2 separate regions of the Homo sapiens genome follow, and region 2 is linked to region 1. Evidence: chromatin contacts called from ENCODE Hi-C or POLR2A ChIA-PET data. All regions are on one chromosome and are shown on one strand. The core of a region is the stretch at or near the end of the contact, and the rest is flanking DNA. Distances in the headings are between cores, read along the strand shown. Region 1 overlaps ASMER1 (adipocyte associated metabolic related lncRNA 1). Region 2 has its middle 140 kb from the start of LINC02920.

The links. Hi-C counts contacts between places; a loop is a spot of excess contacts on that map. ChIA-PET counts read pairs that join two places held with the same protein, here RNA polymerase II (POLR2A). Pooled maps may share reads with other maps.
Region 2: a map of Caco-2 shows a loop between it and region 1 (7-fold over the local background). The contact joins two enhancer-like sites. A Hi-C loop is called at or near these places in 7 of 168 maps with a recorded cell type or tissue (CD14-positive monocyte, Caco-2, Calu3 and 4 more), 3 of 37 single-sample maps with no recorded cell type and 10 of 50 pooled maps. POLR2A ChIA-PET finds 5 or more read pairs at or near these places in 1 of 52 experiments (PC-9).

Annotation. Positions count from the first base shown.
Region 1 is chr21:14,861,544-14,867,076 of GRCh38, reverse strand. The region is part of intron 1 of ASMER1 (adipocyte associated metabolic related lncRNA 1); the gene reads left to right. Among named protein-coding and RNA genes, the nearest start is that of ASMER1, 54 kb to the left of the region's middle. RefSeq lists an enhancer at 2,350-2,399. Within about 2 kb of position 2,260, at least 16 of the 41 ENCODE cell types and tissues checked have a DNase peak (open chromatin) inside an H3K27ac peak, as active enhancers do; they include CD14-positive monocyte, where a contact is called at or near this core.
Region 2 is chr21:15,208,809-15,214,843 of GRCh38, reverse strand. No RefSeq gene overlaps it. Among named protein-coding and RNA genes, the nearest start is that of LINC02920, 140 kb to the right of the region's middle. RefSeq lists a cis regulatory region at 4,167-4,559. Within about 2 kb of position 4,403, at least 6 of the 41 ENCODE cell types and tissues checked have a DNase peak (open chromatin) inside an H3K27ac peak, as active enhancers do; they include CD14-positive monocyte, where a contact is called at or near this core.

The DNA of each region.
Region 1 (5,533 bases), core at 1,011-3,510:
TCTCCAACACTTTGGTAGGCTGAGGCAGGATGATCCCTTGAGGCCAGGAGTTAGAGACAAGCCTGGGCAACAAAGCGAGACCTTATCTGTATGAAAAAATAAAAATTAGCTGGGTGTGGTGATGCACGCCTGTAGTTCTAGCTTCTTGGGCACCTGAGGGAAAATGATCACTTGAGCCCAGGAGATGGAGAGGCTGCAGTGAACCTATAACTGTGCCACTGCACTCCAGCCTGGGCAACACAGAGTTAAATCCTGTTGGAAAAAAAAAAGGAAATAGGAGATGAGAGGCAGTAAAGAATCCTGTGATCCTATGAAATCTGTAGCCAGGCTTCTGGAAAAATATGGTGTATGGAACCCTGTGGACAAGAGCATTTAAAAAATTGTGGTAAGTGCAGAATAAAGCCTTGGTCAGTAGTAACTATCAGTTTCCTAGGGCTGCCATAATGAAGCACCATAAACTGCCTAAAATCAAAGAAATTGATCACATCACAGTTCTGGAGGCTAGAAGTCTGAAATCAAGGCATCACCAGGGCCACAGTCTCTCTTACGTTTCTGAGAGATTCTTCCTTGCCCCCTTCTTAACCTCTGGTGGTTTCCTGGCAATCTGCGATGCTCCTTGGCTTGCAACTTCCTAATTCCAATCTCTGCCTTCATTGTCACAGTGTGTCCTCTCTGTGTATATGTTTTCAGATGGCCATCTTCTTAGAAGGATGCCAGTAATATTGGATCAGGGGCTAACTCTGCTCCAGTATGACCTCATTTCATCACTAATTACATCTGCCACAACTCTGTGTCCAAATAAGGTCACATTCTGAGATACTGAAGGTTAGGATTTCAACTTGTCTTTTTTGAGAGGGACTCAATTCAACTCATTACAATATCAAATGTTATACAAAGTATGATGGACACAGGGAAAAGGTCATTATATTTTGCATTTAGGAAATGATTGGTGACTTTTGGAAGAGCTGAGATCAAGGTAAAAGCCAAGTTCACAGCAGTTGATTAGTGGTGTGAAGTGGACAGTTAGCTGTGAAAGGCAGAGGGAAATAACTGAGGGTGGCACAAGAGTGAGAATATAAGACTTTCTGAGAATCAATAGGTGGTCATCAGTACATAAGGAAAGGGTCTTGAGTCAGCAAGGATGCCAATCTAATAAAGCAATATTGGAGTAAATGCCCTTATCACGCAAAATGACATTTTAGTGAATAGACTGCATATATGATGATGGTTCCATAAGATTATAATACCATATTTTTACCGTATCTTTTCTATGTTGAGATGCATAAATACTTTCCATTGTGTTACAGTCATCTACATACAGTAACATGCTGTACAGGTATGTAGTTTAGAAGCAGTAGGCTATACCATCTAGGTTTGTGTAAGTACACCATGATATTGATGTTCACATGATGAAATTGCCTACTGATGCATTTATCAGAACATATTCCCATCGTTAAGCAATACATGATTGTAGTTATTAAAATCCTACTAAATCAGGATGTATTTCCTATTAATATAAACTTATAAGCAATTTTAATCAATATTAAACACTAATACAGATATAGGTTTATTAGAGTCAATATATATGTTAATATAAGATTTTTGATGCTTTGCACTGTTTCCCAAGGTTCATAATATTATACAATTACTAAAGCTAGCAAGGTTATCATAAGACAAAGGGCATTTACAGTTTATAATCTATTTGTTTTTCTTTCAGAATCTAGAAAATAATTTTATTTGATTTTTCTGTAATTAAGTAAAATGCTGTTTTATTAAAATTTAATTTCCCCCCAAAACTTTCTAAAATCTGCAGATCTCTGAAAAGTTAATAATTTATCTGCCAAGCATACCTCCTGTATTTAAGTATTTATGAGCATGTGATAAATGTGTACTCTAAAACACAAACAGAATGTGTTTTCTTACGTATTAATGAATATTTTGATTAATTAAGCAGATATTAGAATTGCACATCACTTCAGGGTTGTTTGATTCAGAATAGCATCTGGTTTCAGTGATAACATGAATCATGAAAACTACTTATAAATGTGCTCTTGTGTTCTTCTCATAATCTCCTATGGAAAGTAAACAGGAACTGTTAAAAATGTACCTAGCACTTCTCAGGGGCTCCTGTTCTGGCTTGGTCCAACTCTGGTCATGCAGGCATTTTTCCTTTTAAGGACAATTAAGTCCTATCTTTGCAGGCCATAGTGTTACTCATGTTCGGGGAGGCCACAGAGCCGGGAAGAGGAGCCCTGAGCCCTGAGCAGGTTCAATGTCGCCCCCGTCAGGAGCACCGCTGCAATGGAAAGCTTCAGTTACCATCAAAGGGATGCAGTCAGGCCAGAGAGAGAACTGCTATTTTCAAATACAAATGAACAAAACTACAAAAATGACAGAGAAGTCTTTGTTCTCTGTCTAAATGTGAGCCCCAAACAAATCCTCCCTGATTTAATGTGAAGTTTCTGGCCTGACCCCGACACTCTCCCTGATGTGCCTTCTACACGTCTATGAGGCAGCACTGTCTGTAACAGTGTGTGTCAGGTGCAGGGACTTTTCCAGCTGTCTCATGACTGTTAGGCAACATTGCCTTTTCCTGGGACTTTCAGCTGGGCTGGCTATGGTCTTTTTAGATTTAGCTTTGGGAAGCTGCCCCCTGCTGGGCTTCGGTTGGTGTGAATGGCCTGGACTTAGGAAGGGGCACTGCTGTAGTTGGCCCTGAATGGACCCTGGACTTTGGAGCCTCCTGGATGACACAGTTGCTTACCCTCGTGTTATCAATCTGAAAAACCTCATCAAGTGATACATTTCCAATCTCCTGACTGTCCTGTGACTTATTTGATGGTATTAAGCAAAGCTCAGGTCAGAAGGATTGTCATAAAATTGTTGACTGGACTCTTTCTCAGGAAAAGTTTAGCATGTCCTGGCAACTTTTAGGCTCATACCACTAACTCTGAGAGGTCAAGGGTTTTATGTAGAATGGTAACCTTCTTAAAATTGAGGTTTTAATAAACAGAGCTACGCATAGCAGACTCATCCCTGGTCTTACAGAGAGGATGTCAAATGGCTGAACCATGTGCTTTCTCAAAGTCAGTGACAGCAGAGATGAGGAAGGGGTTGATGATGTAAGAGAGAGCTGGGACAAAGGCCAAGTCAATACCAAATGAGTTGTCATTCTCCCTATGCTTTTCATACACACCCAAGCGTTTCACTCGGGAGATACCAGAGCAAAAGGAAGATAAATGCTACATGTAGTTCGTTCTGATATAACTGTCACTAGCACATGGTGCACACGCTCCATGAGAACACTTCTGTTTCATTAATCATGCTCTTTTGAAAATGTGACTAAATGTAAGTGATGTCAATTTCCAGTGCTGCTTTTGCTTTATAAGTAGGCTTTGAGGATTTAACCATATTTGGTAGATGCTAATATTTCTGTGTTGGCCATGAGAAAGATTATTATAGTACACAATGTAGTAAAATATTTGTCTTATGTAAAGAGAGAAATAATCATTTTTATTTACATTCCTGTGCAACTCGGGTCAGTCTGCCCTAAGGAGTTTTATTTTCTAAAGAATAAGCCTAGGAAATGATTTCATCATAGATTCAAGTAACAGCGTGAAACAAACACAGCCTCGGGATTTTTGCTATGTGTAGTCCCCTTAATTTTCTAGAATAAGACAAAAGACTGTTGTAAATAATTTTGAATAAAACTCGGATTTGTTATTTAATTTTAAAGACCTCCCAGAGTTTGAGATAATCAAAACAAACTTATTTTGTGCTCAGATTAAGAGCAAAATAACAAAACTAATCTACTAGTGATAGACTTTTAAATGCAAATTTAAAACAAGATACATATCTTTCAAAGGATGATTTTCTTCTTGTCATAAAAGACAAATTACTGAAATGCCTTTAGAGATTTATATTTGTATATTGCATTTATAACAATGATAAATCTCAGTTAACAATAAAAGGTTAAATTATGTCTTAAATGTAGGAAAATATAGGAAAGGTAAGGATATTTTTATTTTTATTTTTTTTAAGGAGCAAATAGGGCAGAAATTAGAGTGGCCAGCAGGGGGCTTCTTTTAGGTTTCTTTCCCTTTCCCATAAATTAAAACCTAACCTAAAAATATAGTTTACTCTTTAGTTTTATAAATAAGGAATAAAGAGACAAACAATGGCTGCTAAATTTTCATTGCTTCCACTAGTTTAAACAAGACACGTTTTACTTCTCTTTAGTTAATTCCTCTCTCCTGCTTACTTCCCTTCCTACCACTATTTTTTCTCAAGACCTGTAAAGTGATCCCTGCAGTCTGGATTGGCCAGTGCTGCCTCTGCCTCCATCCTCAACCAAAGTTCTATCTTTGCAAACCTTCCAGGGAGGATTTTAATGATGAACTCCCCACCAAATAGAAATGAAAAGTAAATTAAGAGCAAAGAAGCATATTCTATATTGATGATTTAAATGGTAGTTATAAAAATCTAGTTGCACTCTGAACCTCCTTTTGAGAGGGACTTTCTGAAATCATGGGCTTGAGTGTAGTAGTATAATAGGCAGTGAATGGCCATGTAACATGACATTTTAAAAGAGTGCTGTGTTTTCCCAAGAATTTGAGAGTTTGTGAAAGACCTCCAGAACTAGTAGGCAGATTCTGACTCATTTTGTAATATAGCTCCAAATTATCTTTCTATCCTTTCTTACATGCATAAGAAGTGAATGTAAGAACCATAATTTTTACTTCCTTTTTGTGCCCATTTTATAAAGGTAGGCTCAAAACCTTAATGATAGAGCAGAGCAATTCACCAGAGAGTGAATTAGAGGCAAAATTGTGATAGTCTGTGTTATCCAAGTGAAATCTCAAGAGAAATTGAAACTGACATCATGTAACTTTTTAAAATAAGAATTAGGTCCTGACAGAAAAAAAAAAGTGGTATATCTATAACAATTTTTGAAGTTCCAAGTAAATAAAAAGCCAGGAATTCCAAGTTCAATATGTAAGACAAAAAATTATGTTAGGATTTTGTTTTAACATTGATATGGTTTGGCTGTGTCCCCATTCAAATCTCAACTTGAATTGTATCTCCCAGAATTCCCACATGTTGTGGGAGGGACCCAGGGGACGGTAATTGAATCATGGGAGCTGGTCTTTCCCGTGCTATCCATGATAGTGAATAAGCCTCACGAGATCTGATGGGTTTATCAGGGGTTTCCACTTTTGCTTCTTCCTCATTTTCTCTTGCTGCTGCCATGTAAGAAGTGCATTTCACCTCCTGCCATGATTCTGAGGCCTCCCCGGCCACATGGAGTTGTAAATTCAATTAAACCTCCTTTTCTTACCAGTCTTGGGTATGTCTTTATCAGCAGTGTGAAAATGGACTAATACAGTAAATTGGTACTGAGAGTGGGGTACTGCTGAGAAGATACCCAAAAATGTGGAAGCAACTTTGGAACTGGGTAACAGGCAGAGGTTGAAACAGTTTGGAGGGCTCAGAAGAAGACAGGAAAATGTGGGAAAGTTTGGAACTTCCTAGA
Region 2 (6,035 bases), core at 3,154-5,653, 350 kb before region 1:
TGGATTTTCTTTTATCTATAATAAAAACCCCAGAAATTTAAATGTAGGATTGATTGTTTCTACTTAAGAGCCAAGTTGGTCTCTAGGGGCTATATTTGGTTCCAAAATCTCATTGCAGTGGCTTCTGATTGAGATCACAGTCCATCTTTTCACGCAGTGATTTCTCAAAACACTCCACTGAGATAGGTGCTAATTTCTATCCTTCTTTATTTCCTACAAGTAGAATTAGAGTGAGAATGTTCAACCAGCTTTATTTTTCTTTTAAATTAAACTCAGCACTTTGAATGTTCTTAGACATGAAAGAAATTCATTTATCTAGACCAGGGAATTATGCAGACTTACAAGGCTGAAGTTTTACTCTCTACTATTTTTCAGTTTTTGTTAATTGTTAATGGCAAGGGAGATGTAATTGACACGGAAAATATTATTTCAAGAAATGGAAGAATAGAGTCTACTAATCTTATTGGAGTTCTTGCATTTCAAAACCAAAGAAAATTTTTTAATGGTGGAATTAAGCTCTACACCAATTGGATATTATAGACAATGCATGGGGGTTCACTGGTGAGGTTTGGACAGTAGCAAGCCTGTCTTAAAAAGAGAATTCTTTAATAGTTCAGAGAGCAAATGTTTTTGGCTTCGCAGGTCAGACCACATCTGTTACAACTGCTCAGCTCTGCCATTGCAGCAGGAAAGCAGCTATAGATAATATGTAAATGAATAAGCATGGCTGTGCTACCATAAGTTTTCATTAGACACTTAAAAAAAGATAGTAGTTAGGTATGATGTTGAAAATCTTGCTGTTGGCTGTATCTTGTCCCATTTTGTATTTACCACAGTGCTGAGTATGGTGCTTTGTGTTAAATAGGTGCTCAACAAAGGTTTGCTGCGTGAATGAATGCATAGGCCCAGGTTTAAAGAAATTCACATTCGTATGACATGGTATCTCCCAGAAACACTCAATTTCAACCCCATAAGACTTATAGAAGATGCCAGGGTGATTTTTCTAAAATGCAAATCTGGTCATGTCATTCTTCTATCTAATCACCTTCTGTGGCTCCTATTCCCCACGGAAATAAATCCAAATTCCACAGCATGGCATGGAAGGCTTTTACCCCATGTCAGACTCCAGCTTCATCTCTTGCTCCCACTCATCTCCCCCCTGCCCCTAAATGAAATAGACACATTGACTTGCATGTTCTTTCTAAGCTTTGTGTATGCTGTCCCCTGCCTTATTTCTTTTCATGTACTCGGTCAGTTGCTACCTGTCTTTTAGTACCAACTAGTTCCAAAGCTCAATTCCTCCAAGAAGCTCTCCTTAAAACCTTAAGTCCTGCAGCCTGTTGCATCTATGTGTCTTTTTTTCTTTTCTCTTTTTTTTTTTTTTCCCGAGACGGAGTTTCAGTACTGTTGCCCAGGCTGGAGTGCAAATGGCGTGATCTCAGCTCACTGCAACCTCTGTCTCCCAGGTTCAAACGATTCTCCTGCCTCAGCCTCCCAAGTAGCTGGGATTACAGGTGCCTGCCACCACACCTGGCTAATTTTTTGTATTTTTTAGTAGAGACAGGCTTTCACCATATTGGCTAGGCTGGTCTTGAACTCCTAACCTCAGGTGATCCGCTCGCCTCAACCTCATCTCTGTGTCTTGCTAATGCTCTCTCTCAGTACCTTGTGGAATATGTAGATGGTTTCTCATTTGCCATCTTTCTGGTCTGCTCTCTGACCCTGGATCTTTTTCATTTTTAATTCCAAGGCACTCAGCATCACAGTGCTGGGTACACAGTAGGTACCCAAATATATTGGAACAAAAAGGAAAAAAAAAGGAGAAAAAAAGACAAAAAGGAAGCCAGGCGAAGAGAAGAGAGATGAAAAAGGGAAACTAATTACTATTGGGCTAGATTATTTTTCTAGGCTTTGTACAGCAGAGCCTAGAATAAATTTAATTTCTTCAGTCTCTATGTTTGGGGTAAGCTGGAGGCAAGAATAGGTTTCTTTCTTCCTTTACTCCTAGATAAGCAGGGCCTGTTACTATTTAGATCTATGAATTCTAAATGGAAAACAGTACTCAACATTAAAAAATAATCTACTAAACACAGAATATAAATTTTAAAGAATTAACTTTTACATTTTGTAATTTGTACATAAGGCTTAAAGGTAAAAACTTGGATACAGTTCCTCTTAAGTGATTATATAATTTAATGAACAATAGAAACAATTTTCTTATTAAAGCCTGAACTTTGAAATAAAAGAAAGCATAATAGTTCCAAGTCTGTTGGACTCCAACATTGAGATGAAAATCCAATTCAGATATAACCAAATTCTCACTCTACAATATTTTGTTTAAATACTAAGTAAAATGTTAATTATTTTGCAGCTTTTGTTTTTAGGTCATGAGATCAGTCTATTTTACTTCCTCTTTACCATGGCTGGAGGCTCTTAACTATTTATGGATTTCACTCATCAGCAAACTCGGCTAAACTGCACTGCTCTAAGTATCGCAGGATTTTAATAGAAGTAGAGCTTTCTTTAAACATGGTTTCATCTAAAGATGTGTTTGAATATCTTGATTACTAATATGTACATATAATATTATTTTGAGAAAAATGCAAATAACTAAGCATGCTTATTATAAAATCTAAAATATACATTACAATATATATTCTTATTTAAAAAAAGAGATCAGTTCTAGGGATAGGAAGAGAGGATGCACAAAACAGAAGAAACTATCAATACCTGCCAGTAGATGATTTCTTTTGCTATTCACACATACTCCCACCCATTTCCAAAATGCCTGTGTTATCAGGGACCTCAATAAAATCCAAACACGAACAAATAAACAAATTGTCAGGGCAGGAAAATTGAGTGTTTGGCTCTAAATGTGCAGAAAAAAAAATCCTTGATTTGATTGTTTCTATATAATAGTGCTTCCTTTAGTTGTAATAATGCCCTTCACCCCTTTGCAACATTTCCACTTATAAACATTGACCCTCACAGTTTGAAAACCTGCCTATCTCACATCAGAGATCCCTGTCCAAGGCCATTCAGTACAGAACAGGGAGTCTGAGGCAAAACTGAGATTCCCAGTTGATCAGACCACTAGACTACATTGCACCATAAAGCAAAGACAAACAGGGGGTTGCTCCAGGGCAGCCTAAGTTTGTTTACCAGCGTGCTTGCGGCTTTTCTGAAGCCCGTTTGTCCTAATTTCTTTTTCCTGTTTGCAACTTGTTAAGCATTTCTGTCTTCCTTTCCCGCTACCTAGCCTATTTCTATGATCACTTTCTTCCTTTTGTTTGAAATGAATTATATGAGCAATTGAAAAATCAAAAAAGAATAAAATGATCAGAGGCTAGGTCATCTGGAAGCACATTTAACACAATACTGGTGTAGCGCACATCTTGCTATAAATCATATTGACGAAGTATATCAGTACCAAAGAATATTCTTCAGAAAAAGTGTTTTGATCAGAAACAACTTCTCGCCCTCCCCCCACATACTGAATCAAAGAATTTTAAGGAAGTGAAGAAGCGATGGAAGTTAGATAATCAGTTATACTTCAACCCTAATGCAATGGTGAACTTTGCCCAAACTTAGAATATTGTAAAGGAAACCTTACATTTCTCAAAGCATCTATTTAAATATAAATAGGGTATGTCAAATATCACACAGGATAGATCCACAGGCCATTTTTAGCTAAAAAAACAAAAACAAAACAAAACAAAAAATATGATCAACTAGACAAAACTGAAAAGCCTAGAAATAAAGTAGGGAACCAAATCTAATACATTAGGATCGCATTATGATTACTAACACTTGAGGGAAATAAAGCAGGCTCTATTGAGAGGAGGATAAGGAGATAGGCTACTCTTGAAATTCTAAAGTGAACCCTAAACATCTAGGAAGACCTTAAGGTCCAAGATGCTGGTTTCATTTATATTTAATTTCATTTGACTTTATTCCTTGATATAGGAATTACAGGTTTATCCTAACACCATTATTGAAAGCCATGGTCAGGTTAATATTTGGTTTGGTAATATAATGAATATGCAATATTTTTAGCAGAAATCAAAAACAGATTCTTGTACAGGTAAAACTGTCTATTCTAATCTGTAAATTTTACAGTATTTTTCTCTCTGGATCTCTCTTGTTTGCTAGGTTTTGTTTCTCTTGGTTTTAAAATCTATGTCTCTTAACTGACCCTGGGAGTGGCTAAGGAAAGGTGCTTAGTCATTAGAATGTCCACCTAGTCGCCCAGCCAAACTGGCCCTACAGCCAATAAAGCCAGACCCCTGTGTCCTTGCCCGTGGTGTGTGTCTAAGATCTGTGGCTAGCGGCTCCAGCCTGGGTTGAGCAGCAGGAGAGAGCCACAGTGACCTCTGTTTGAGTAACCTGGCTGTGAGCCCTGACCCCTGGGTGGGGCTGGAGCATTGCAGTCCATGCCCCATTGCCTAATCCCTCTGACTCCAGTGGAACCTAGAAGGAAGGAATAGGATGACTCTAACCTCAAAAAGGGGTGTTGAAGGAAGAAGAGGGAAGATTGCCAAATAGCCCTAGGGTGATGGAGGTTCCTGTTCTCCCTGTCTCCTCTCTTGGGAAAGTCAAGGCATTCCAGCTCTTATAGAGATGGTTAAGAGGATGATAGGATCTTTCTAACTGGAAGCTAATGACGAGCCTGTTAGTTTGTACAAGAGAAAATAATTTAATTAGAGCTAAACCACCCTGAATAGGAGAGGGAAGGGGATCTCTTAGGAGCCCTAAGAATGGAAAGAAGATTGAAATTCTTCTGTTTATTTGTACAATGGAATATTTGGAGGCCAGATCTCCTGTGATATAGACCCTGCTTTTATCAAATTGCCGTCTTTTCCCACTGACACAGGCCAGTCTCTCAAGGTATTGAGAATAGAGAGGAGAGCAGTCTGCTGACTTATTAACTTACGTGAAAAAAATTTTTTTTTCTAAATGTCACCTAGGATATTTTCCAGGTATTTGACCCTTACAGCATTGTATTTTCTTCTGGGGAGGGGACCCAGCAATTGCACATAAAAGAAATTGCATGAAACCTTGTGAATCTGGGCTATCATAGAGTGTTTTTGTGTGTCCTGGTATCCTTGATGCCCAGAAGCCAGGTAACTACACAATCATGAGCAGAAATTCTCTCAACCAAATTATCCGGGTCATGGCCTTTCAGAATATAAACACCTAGAAGAACCAGCTAGTGAAGCACAAAGTTTCCAGTAGTTATAAAAAACAGTAGAGAGGGAAACACTGTTTTCCTAACAGCATTTCCCAAAGGGTCACTTTTCATTGACTTCCAACAGTCCTTGGTCAAGTTATCTGATATAGGTACCAGCCTAATTCTTTGATTTTTCATACTGCCTGAAGGAAGCCAGCACTACAACAAATAAAAAAGAAAAGAAATTCACTTACTCATCCTCTTGAATCAAAGGCTAAGGAATAAAGAAGCCTTTGTGAGTTAGCAACTCCCTTCCCTTCTTCTTCCTTTTGGCTGTTTTGGTGAGGAAGACTTGACCTTAGTTAGTTACCTTCCCAGATAGAGATTGAATTGGAGGGTCTAGTACTTTTAATTTTTCTTTCATAGACTCCAAGAGCTACAGAACCCTTAGAGATTGATCAGCTACCTGGCTGACTGGTTCATTTTCTCTTCATCCATTTAGCAGGCTTTCGTTCAGGGCCCGCTTTGCAGTAGGTGCCTCCCAAAGGTTGAGAATGTGAAGACAAAAAATGTCAGTTTTTGCCCTAAAAAAGTGCATGGTCCAGTAGTGGAGACAGACATGGAAACACATGTTTTGGGTATGAATCATGGCTCACAAATGGAGGTGTGTGTGCAGTAAATGGCACGTGTCTTGATTTTATCTTTAAAGGAGATTCAATGCAACTCTGAGCTCTCAACCTGCTGGGCTTATGGGAAATGCAATCTGTCAGTATTGAGGGTTTCTCCTGGCTTTGTCTCTCTCTCATGCAAAGGTCTCAAGGTCTTTCACAACCCAGAGCATGGAGGAGATCCCCTTCAGTTTTGG